2 separate regions of the Mus musculus genome follow, and region 1 is linked to region 2. The links are chromatin contacts, found by Hi-C or POLR2A ChIA-PET in ENCODE. All regions are on one chromosome and are shown on one strand. The core of a region is the stretch at or near the end of the contact, and the rest is flanking DNA. Distances in the headings are between cores, read along the strand shown. Region 1 overlaps Paqr8 (progestin and adipoQ receptor family member VIII). Region 2 holds the start of Mcm3 (minichromosome maintenance complex component 3).

Evidence for each region. A loop is a pair of places that touch in the nucleus more often than their neighbours do. ChIA-PET counts read pairs that join two places held with the same protein, here RNA polymerase II (POLR2A).
Region 1: a loop to region 2 is called in a map of regulatory T cell, with 2.1 times the contacts of the local background. The contact joins the enhancer-like site here to the promoter of Mcm3 in region 2. A Hi-C loop is called at or near these places in 1 of 37 maps with a recorded cell type or tissue (regulatory T cell). POLR2A ChIA-PET finds 5 or more read pairs at or near these places in 1 of 5 experiments (embryonic stem cell).

Annotation. Positions count from the first base shown.
Region 1 is chr1:20,938,695-20,943,763 of GRCm38, reverse strand. It overlaps Paqr8 (progestin and adipoQ receptor family member VIII), which reads right to left. Exons shown (of 3, transcript NM_028829.4): 3 at 4,114-5,069. The region is part of intron 1 of Gm51618 (a long non-coding RNA gene); the gene reads left to right. Among named protein-coding and RNA genes, the nearest start is that of Efhc1, 10 kb to the left of the region's middle. Within about 2 kb of position 3,421, at least 1 of the 3 ENCODE cell types and tissues checked has a DNase peak (open chromatin) inside an H3K27ac peak, as active enhancers do.
Region 2 is chr1:20,817,072-20,822,713 of GRCm38, reverse strand. It overlaps Mcm3 (minichromosome maintenance complex component 3), which reads left to right and starts at 2,402. Exons shown (of 17, transcript NM_008563.3): 1 at 2,402-2,583; 2 at 4,809-4,921; 3 at 5,263-5,471. The coding sequence starts at 2,506. It also overlaps the pseudogene Gm20587.

The DNA of each region.
Region 1 (5,069 bases), core at 2,172-4,671, 120 kb before region 2:
CAGCAAGCACTTGGAAGGCAGGCACAGGTGGACCACCGTGACTTTGAGGAGAGGGAGTTCTAGGATAATCAAAGGACTTGATTCTGTCACTCACTTGCCAGTTCTGTGACCCATTGGAAATTTGTTAACCTCAGCCTGGTTTCAAAATGGGATAATAATAGCCAATGATAATAGCAGTCATAATAATAAAAAATTATAAAGTTGCTGAGAACACAGAATGAGTTAGCACATATTAGCTCTCTTGGTAGTTCTTAGCATCTTATAAGTGCAATGACTATGGTAATCTTTGTCTGGTTGAGAATTCCTGAATGGATGGACTAAAGGGTGGCTGGGAACTGGGAAAGCTATAGATGATAAAATTAAGTTACCACTAAAAAAGAACAGGGAGGGGGACTTGTAAAAAGTTTTTTGTTTTTTTTTTTTTTTGGTTTTTGTTGTTGTTGTTGTTGTTGTTGTTGGTTTTTTTTCCCCATGTATGGGTTTTTGCTTATAGGAATGTCTGTGTGCCATGAGTGTACAGTTCCTGAGGAGGCCAGAAGAGGGCACCAGATTCCTTGGAACTGGAGTTACAGGTCATTAGGAGCCACCACAAGGGTGCTGGGAATTAAACACTTTGTGTGCTATCTGTACTTTCATTTGTCTTGAGTTCCCTAACTGGGGCCAGCAGACATTTATTCACAGCTTCCCATGGATAGTGCAACACAATAGTACACGCATGTATGTGCGAGCACACACACAATTGTGCATGCTCAGGCATGTGAAAGCCAGGGGACAACCTCAGAGCTGGCTACTTCATTTTGAAACAGGATCTCTCTGTAGTTTGGAGATTGCTAACTAGGGTGACTGGCCAGGAAGCCTAGGGGTCCTCCTGTCTCCACACCCCCCCCCCCGCCCCGCCCTGTGCCCAGCACTGGGATTACAAGTGTACAATACAGTACCCATTTTTAATAACATGGGTTCTGGGGATTGAACTCAAGTCTTGGGGCTTGCACAGCAAAGTATCCTTTTGGCATACTTTTTGTGGGACGAGACACAAAACAGTTGGGAATTGAGATGGGAAAGAAAAAGGCACGGTAGGGTTCTCCTGTAGACCTGGGGACCACAGTAACAGAGGATAGGTAAGCAGGCCTGTCTGTGGTTTGGGGACCCTGCTCCCCCTGATGCCTAGGAGAGTCTGTAATAATAGGAACATGGCATTAGAAATGTGGAAGAAAACAAAGAAATTACTCAAGATATAGCAGAACGCCCTCTCTAACTCTGTGTCTCTGAGAGGATGATGCACATCTCATCCCATCCTGGTGGAAAGAAAGCCTTCCCAAATGCAAAGGTGCCCTGCTCTGGAGAGAGATGCTTGGGAGCCCAGAGAGTGGGTACTGGGCTGTGTACAGAACCCAAAGCATTCTGCTCATTGTAAATGGTGGGAGTGACTGCCAGTGGTGTTCGCTGAAGGCAAACAGCCCCAATAGCCAAGCTATGGCATTATTCTTATATCAGAACCAGATTCCAAGAAACAGTATACAGGACATATATTTCTTTAGCTGTCTTTGAGAAAAAGTTGGCTCTGCCTGGAATAACGCTCGCGTTTACATGAATGAGACATGAGATACACTTACAGCATCGTGCCACCCAAAGACATGGTAATTTGAGGCCAGTTCGTGGTTCTTTAAGCAGGTTTATGGTCTAGAAAGTCTTTCTGGGGATTGTAGCTGAATCCTGGTGCTGAGTGCGTATGGAATTTCATCTCTGGTAGCAGCCAGCCCAGCAGTGTCACTCTGAGGAAAAGTGTGGCCAGTGTGTGCAGAAATGCACCAAGAACTGCACACAAAGGTTTGTTTTTCTACTGAGGGAGGGATGTGGAGGGAATCTACATAGCCCCCTTCTCTCGATTTAAAAGCTCTCCTAGTTCACACAAAGACATGGGGGAACATCTTTTTTCCCTATGTTCGCTTGGTTCTGATGGGGAAGAATGGAAACTTCGGATCCAAAGGCCTGAGTTTCTGGAAGACTCCATTACCAAACCAGGTAGTCCTGTGTTAATTTATTGATTTATGCCTCAATTCCTTATTGTAAAACAGGGGCAACAAAAATGGGAAGTACTAACAGGCTTGTTATTGGGGTGTGTGTGAAAGAAATTGAGAGAAAAACTCAGGATTAGTCAAGTGTCATAAAAGCTGGTACAGTTATTTATAGACTCTGCTGGCGAGGTGTCTTTTCATGTCTGCCCAGAAAATTACCCAGAGTGCAATTCAAATGCTAACAGAACGAGAAGGAAATATTTGAAGTCTTTCTAGGAAGCAGAACCCAGCATCCTGAGCTGTTTAAAAATACTCTGGAAACAATCTGCCACCCCCAAATGTGTGCCCACAGGAAGGCAAGAGCTTGCTGGGCCAGGCCCATGAATGGAAGAACCTAACAATAACCTGGTTTTGTGTAAATGGAAGGAAATAGATAATTGATAATTTAAAAAATTAAGAGCGACCAGAACACCCACCCCCACATTTCCTGGTTTCAGTAAAGTCCCCATAAGGGCTTGTGTGCTCCATCCTAACTACCAACCTCTGTCCTCACCATTCTCCTTTCTAAGCTGGCACACTTTGGACAAAACACAGCCAGAGTCCTCACTTCCCTTTCACAGTTGATGGACCTGGGGATGTAACCCAATTGATAAAGCACTTGCCCAGCAATCAGAAAGCCCCGGATTTGACCAGAATCGCTGCATAAGACCTTGCTATGATCACAGCACTCTGGAGTTGTAGGCAGCAGGACCAGAAGTTCAGCTACATAGCAAGTCTAAAGCCAATCTGTGGAACATGAGACTCTGTATCAAAACCATAGGGCTGGCGTGATGGCTTAGCTCTTAAGAGCTGATGGTGGCTCTTGCAGAGGACCTGGGGTCAATTCTCAGCACCCACATGGTGGCTCACAACCACCAGTAACTCCAGTTTCAGAAGATCCAGTGCCCTTTTCTATCTTTCATGGGCCCTATACAAATTGGAAGCACAGGCATACTTAAAGGCAAAACACCACACTCATAGAATAAACCAAACTAAACCAAGCCAAGCCAAACTCACCCTAGCTCTCCCGCTCACACTTCTTCCTGACTTTTTCTCCTGGCACCGATAACACAATGAATACACTTCATCTACTCGGTTTTCTGTTTGTCTACAACTAAGGGTACTGTGTGCTTTCTTTGCTACTGGGTTCCAGGGGCTTAGAGCAAAGCCTGGTACTCGGCAGTCCTAGCTGTTTGCGAGATGACTATCAGTGGATTCACGTACGCAGTTTTCAGGCTGGGCGTGCTGGGCTCGCTGGGCTCGCTGGGCGGGCTGGGCGGGCTGGGCGGGCTGGGCTCCAGCTAAAGGCTCTCTAGCACAGTCCTTGCTGGGCATCTGAGTCTGAGGAGGCATGTCATACAGTTCTCTCAACAGGAGAGCCAGTGCGCCACCTACTTTGTCTGCTAACCTGGCGTCATCAGGTTATGTACATGGCGTAACGTCGGGAGGGGGTGCAATGGAGCTCTTGGCATTCCTGTAAGCTGAACTGAATGAAGACTGCTGATTTCGTACTTTATAAAATGAAAGCAGTCAGTTGCTTAAAAACCTTTAGTTCCTTCCCCTGCCTCCAGGGACTTTTGGATGGCATTAACATACATTTTACTATTCAAAATGGTTTGATAAAACCTTTTTCTTTTCCCTCAAAACATTTGTTATTAAATAGGTCTATGGATTATCTTTTCCTCTCACTTTTCTACATTTTTTTCAATAATCAGATATTGCTTTTAAAAAACAAAATCAAGACAAACAAAAGACCCACCTTTCCACCGATCTTTCTGCACAGCTCCTTGAAAGGCAGGGAACCTTTGTAAAGCTCCACCCTTCTACTCTTAGCTCCTATCTGTCGGAGGAAGCCAATTGCTTGGGCAAGGGACAATCCCAGTGACACATGACGGGGATTTGGGGTTAGGCAAGATTATCAGACAACTTTCACGGAAGAATCAAACACTATTTTCAAAAAAACTCTGTGGATCTGACTTTGTGATCCACTCAGGCTGATTCTGAAGAACACAACAATGTAATTCATAATTTTTATATCTCAAAATAATGTAGGCCAAAATCAATTCAAAATCCAAGATCTTTAATAAGATTGTGATGTAGCTAGGAATATCTACGCAATTATACTGAAATCTGCAGAGAAATCAACTCCACATTTCTTCGAAGGGTAGTTTATTCTGCAGTAGACTTATTTTTCAAAGTTTTTATATCTTCCTAGTTTTAGATAGGTGTAGTGTTCAACCTCTTTCAGTTGGCAGTTGGCAGGCTAAATAAAACCCAGCTTTAGAATGAGCTCTGGGTCCATTACCAACAGGACAAAAATCCATGTGCAAAATCTGATTAATGATTATTCACGTAAGTAGGTTTATAGAGACAGAAAAAAAATCCCACACTTTTTCTTTAACCAAGCAAAACACAGATCTAGCCATGAAGCCTTGGCAACAAGCTCTGAGTGTACTGAGAGTGACAACATCACCCTCTGGAGGATGCAGGTGGAACTACAGAATAGTAACCAAACAAATGGAGGGCGACCGAAACAGGGCTAAACTACCCTCCTGTCAGGGCTCTGAATTCTATTTCAAGCTTCCAGTCTATGGCTTACACTATTGTTATTGAGAGACTTAAGAGCTGAAATTGTAACCCTGACATCTTTAAGAACTTTAAAATTAGTTTTATTAGAATTGGATATGGTGTTGGTGCAGCCTGGAATCCCAGCTCCTTGGCCGACTGCGACAGGAGAATCCATCTGGAGTTCCAGGCCAGCCTGGGATACACAGTGAGGTCCATCTCGAACAAAACAAACACCTTGAACAAGAAACAACAAAAACAGCCTTCACCGTCAAACAAAAGTCAGGATTCTGAAATGAGAAACAAGCCCCCCATGTCCAGTGTATCCTCTTCTTGAACTAAGTGGGGCCTTATATCAACCCACAAGAATCTTATTCATGAGAAAGTATAGATGACTGATGGTTTAATCTTATCAGAGGCGTTTACATATTAATGGGTTGAAAGTCTTAA
Region 2 (5,642 bases), core at 1,153-3,652:
TTCATATCTGACAGTTTTCCCTCTTCTCTCTCCATGACAGGGTCTTACAATGTAGCACTGGCTGTTCTTGAACTTGAGCCTCCTACCTCTGCTTTCCAAAGGGCTGGGATTAAGGATGTATCCCACTACAACCATCAGTCTTTCCTTCCTTCTGACTTCTTTTTGAATATCCTTTCTCTGGGTTCCCTTTTGGTTTGGCTCATTATTGATGGCCCTCCTCACTGTCATGATGGCATCATGCAGGGACCTCTTTGGGTCTCCATAAACTTCTCAGCGCCACCACAGAGGATGGTGGTACATGTCTTGGCCTTAGGGAAACCAGTGAAGAAATTGCACCTCTTGCCTCTAATTTGGGTCTCTTTAAACACCTGGCTGTGGCCCAGCACATCTGGAATCAGAGCATTCCCATTGGTCTGGGTTGAGCCTCCACAGGCCATCATTGTCCTTTTCAGATCCTCCTCAGGCCAGTGGCCAGCACAGAACATGTTCCTATCAGCAAAGTACTGGGTGGCCACATCCGCAATAGGGGGTTTAGAGAACACGACTTTGGCTCCCGACTATGACTAACTTGTCATAAAGAATGTTCCGCTTGGCATCAAGAATTGCCTGGTGCGTGTGAACTCTGATTTCAGCATTATCTTTCTCTGCTTTCAGCTTGAGCTCAACATTTGAGAAGGCAATTGTGGGATTCTCATAATTCTTGGGCTGCATTTCAAACCCAGACTACGAGAACGTGTTCTTGAACGCGACACTAGGCACCAACTGAGACTCCTCTAGGGCTCCACCCTGCACCTTCTTGGTGTCAGTCATTTTAAGCTACAACAACTCATTGAGCATCATCACAGCATCAGCCACCACCTTGGCAAAGAAGGCCTTCTGCTGGGAGATCAGCTTGGAGCTCAGGGCTTGGAGCTCAGGGCTGTCACTGCACACTTCCCTAGCATCTTCCTCTCTTCTACTTTATCTTGCTTCTTTATAGTCACAGCTATCTCTTTGATTTTGGGTGGCTGTGCAGAAAGCTCAGATGATGATCTGAGGGCATAACCCTTCCTTCACACAGGACTTCACCTGCTTCAGAAACTCCTCAGCCAGCAGGATCACCACGGTGGTGCCATCACTAGTGTCAGTGTCTTCGGATCCGGCAATGTCCACTAAAGTCTTTGCTGCAGGATGTCCACCATCGAGGAGTTTCAGAAGTAGAAATTGTTGTTTTGCCTTGGCCATCCACAATAAGTTGCCATGAGGACCCAGGGTGGTCTTATAGCCCCAGCAATCACTTGGCAAACACAGACAATGTTACTCACGAGCTGTTACTCATGAGTTGAGGAATGCCTTGAGAGCTATCAGTCCCCTCTTTCAACAGGATAACATGGTGGGCATCATCTTGGAAGCGGCATCCGGTACCCATAACTCATCTGTTCTCCACTTCAGGGTCGCCCACTCCAAGTGTTTTCTTTGGGCTGGAGACAGAAAAAAAGGAAGTACTTTGTATACTTTGCAATGCCTTGATTTTGACTGTTTCTGCATGCTGCTTTCCAGGCAGCCTCTTAGCAATTATTTCACCTTGTAAATCAGCCTTGGCCCATTAGTGCCTAAGGCAGAAAGCCAACAGATAGCAAGCAAAGCAAGCATGTGAACAGCAGTGGAACCCTTAGATATACTAACTATGCTTTTTTTTTTTTTAACAATCTGATTTTCTGCTTATCTATCTCATGACCTTGTGAAAGTGGGGAGAAATACGAATTATATATCTCTGTGTCTTCAAGGTTACAGATCAAGATACAGCAAATCAAGGCTGTGTTAAAGGCAATAGCATGATTCCGTGAATAAAATTTGTCTTTACACCATTTCTAACTTGCTCTTGGAATACTAGTGATGGCTTACTGGAGAATTTTGAATTCAGATTCCTCATTTTGTATAGGAGGAAATGAAGGCTAGAAGACAAAGTGTGTTAGAATCAATAATATGGAGGCTAAAGAGATGGGTCAGTGGGTATCCTGTTCGTCTTTCAAAAATACAAGGTGGAGAAAGATTGAGGAAGACACCGGATATCAACCTTTGGCCTTCATTTGTACCTGTGCATATGGGGTGCAAACTTAGACCTCCCCCCTCAGTAAATCCTAACTTCCGATTTGACAAAACTTCCTACAGGCAAAGAAAAAAAAAAAAGAAAAGAAAAACAGGGGGTGAGGTGGGAAGGACCACAACTCCCAGAATGCAGTGCTTCCTAGCCTTCCTGTTGCTCAATTTCCAGGGGGTGGGTTTTGAGCGTCCTCTCTGTACCATTGGTCAGACTTCCTATTAGGGCGGAGAAAGTGACCATTTCTCTCCAATCCAGGCACGGAATGAAAGGCTATTGAAGTGGTTAGCCAATCATAACGCGTCTCTGCTCCATGCTTCCTCCACCATAAACTTCCGTGGCGGGAAAACTTGGGAAGTTTTGGCGCCAAGGCGGTGTCACGCGTTTCCGGACTGTTTGGTGGCCGGCGATTTCGGAGCTGCGACATGGCGGGCACAGTAGTGCTGGATGATGTGGAGCTGCGGGAAGCGCAGAGAGACTACTTGGACTTCCTGGATGACGAGGTGAGGCTCGGGCCGCGAGCCCGGTGCTGGGGTCCCGCGGGTGACCGGGCACGGCTGAGGGGGTTCCCGCGGGTGACCGGGCACGGCTGATGGGGTTCCCGCGGGTGACCGGGCACGGCTGATGTGGTCCCCGCGGGTGACTGGGCACGGTGCTGGGGTCCCGCGGGTGACCGGGCACGGCTGAGGGGGTTCCCGCGGGTGACCGGGCACGGTGCTGGGGACCCCGCGGAGGACCAGGGCCGCTGATAACTTCTTTTCTCTGCAACTTCCTGTTATCTTTTTTTCTCTCCTAAAGATGTACCTCCAGATTTTAAAAGTTACATTCTTTTCATGTATTAGTTTCGTTATGAAATTTCATAAACACATAATGTATTTTGGTCATATTTCTTTCTTATCACTCCCTCTTATAATTACTGCTACTGATCCCCATAGCCTACTTGACATGGTACCCAGGCCTTGTGCTTGCCGTCTTCCTCTGAGCAGCCTATTTTTCTTGAAACCTCTTACATTAGGATATGTTAACTATACATACGGGTTACATTATGAAACTTCATAAGCACATAATGTATTTTGATCATTTTCATTTTCTCATTATCTCCTCTTGTCATTTTCTTGCTCCTGTATATCTTCATGAGTTACTAGGGTTTTCTCCAAAGTAATTTAGTTTGTCTCTAAATTCATGTGTTCCCCCCAAACCCCACACAACTTGCAAGGAGACTGGTCAGGTGTAAACAGGCTCTTCTTTGGAAAAGCTAATGTAACTGGCTCAGAGCCCTCAGATTTAATGACTGGCCTGATGCTGGTGAGGGTAGGAGCGAGACTAACAATTTATGACAGCTCTCTTTTTAGTGAATCAAGTGTTTTGTATGCAGGTAAAATGGGTTTAAGTGTAATCCAAAATTTAAAGCTATAGGATGTTGATGAGCCCTGGAAGTTTGTTGATCAATGAAAAGCAATTTAAATTTGAATTTTAAGAGTATTTAAATTACATTTCAAATATACATCATGATTTTGAAATATGTCTACAGTCAGGTGTGCTAACATCCAGATTTTAAAGTTAAATTTTCATATTGCAAGTTTTTTTGTTTGTTTTTACTAAGTCTTTAAGACTTAGGCCATTCTAATTCCCAATTAAAATGTAAGCATATAGGAGAACTGTTAATGATCATGATAGTATGTGATAGGGCATGCTGGACAGGAGGAAAGGGTTGTCTGCAGCTGTCTACTTCCTGGGCACCGTTGAGACATATATCAACATGCTGGCATCCTCATGTGTAAGTGACATAGTGGCTAGTGTCATCTTTGCTGGTGTAGGCTTTAAGTAGCTCCCAAGTCCCTGCTTAGGACTTTTGAATACCTTTATGCTGACCTCCCATGGTATAAATAGAACCCTCCCCCACCCCCACGATCAGTAACCCCTTTATAAATTGAATGCTCAGTGGTCCTTAATGCTCTATTGATAGAGACAGCAGGTGTGTTCTCCTTGTCCAGAAAGGCATACACCTGTTTTATAATGTAGGAAAGAACATTTTTCCGCTGAAAGACAGAAGTACGTTACACCAGAGGGCAAGAACACAGAACTGACCACCCAGCCTTTATGTAATATGTCCTTAAGTACCCCCAAGTTCTTGATGCAGTTGTAGACCCCACTGCTGAGCTTGCCTGCCTTCTGACCTTCTAATATTACTGGAATCCCTTAGATTCAGGACAGGCTTACTCTCACTCGACGATACCCCTTTCTACCAGTGTTTACAGCTTGTCACTGTGTACCCATCTGCTTGCTTGTTCTTTTGGCTGTTGCTCTTGAAGGAATCTTACTCTGTAGCCTAGCTTTGGACTCAGAGGTGATCCTCCTGCCTCCGATGCCTGAGTGCTGGAATTGTAGTTTAGCTCCATGCTCTACCTGAATTCAATTTTTCCTCTTTGTATCTCCTAGGCAGCTTTAGAGATCCAAGCTTGCTATGAATAAAACCAAGACCCTGTAGAAAGGGGACCCTCAGTTTCTTAGGTGACATTGACTTTATGATTCTTAGAGTCTCTTAATAGATTGTAGGTGAGGTCTGAGGCCAGCGGGTGAAAGGGGGAGACTGAAAAACAGACTTTGCGTTCATCTGGGCCCAGAGGTTTTGTTTCCAGGGTTGCTTCTGGTCTGAAACACATTTGACTTGTGTCCTAATTTAATATGTCAAATCACTTGTTCAATATGTCTTATTGGCGCTTCGCAGGAGGACCAAGGCATTTACCAGAACAAGGTTCGGGAACTGATCAGTGACAATCAGTATCGGCTGATTGTCAGCGTGAATGACCTGCGCAGGAAGAATGAAAAGAGGGCTAACCGGTGAGCCGTGACAGGGTTTCCCGGGGGCCCGCTGCTTTGGAGGGAGAGAGGAAGGCATCCTGTTTAGATTGGGAAGACCTAGAGTGCATGGGCTTCACCTACATACAGGCTGTCGTTGTCGTCTCCCAGAGAAGAGGTGGTCTCAGGTACTCCCATCTTCCAGTGTTGTGTTGAGCATCCTTTTTTACATGTTTGATGAATTGAGAATAACTTCAGTCTTACACAGTGGTAGCACAAAGTAGACATGGATTTCCTTTCTCTGACCCGAGGTTGTTCCTTCCTGTTTCTAGGGTCAGCTTCCTGAGCTCTGTCTAACTGTTCTTTGTCTCAACCCCACGCAGCCTCCTGAACAATGCGTTTGAGGAGCTGGTTGCCTTCCAGCGGGCCTTGAAGGATTTCGTGGCCTCCATTGACGCCACCTACGCCAAGCAGTATGAGGAGTTCTACATAGGATTGGAAGGCAGCTTTGGCTCAAAGCACGTCTCTCCCCGGACTCTCACTTCCTGCTTCCTCAGCTGTGTGGTCTGTGTGGAAGGCATTGTTACTAAATGTGAGTGGATGGAAGATGGTGGTGCTAGGGCCCTAAGGAAATGGTAGGGTAGATTTAGGAGGTCTGGAACCCAGGGGAGCTGGTATGAGTCTGGGGAACTTGTTCAAGGAAACATTGAAATTAAATAGTAAAATGTGAAGCAACTCAGGGTCCACGGCACTCCGGACTGGG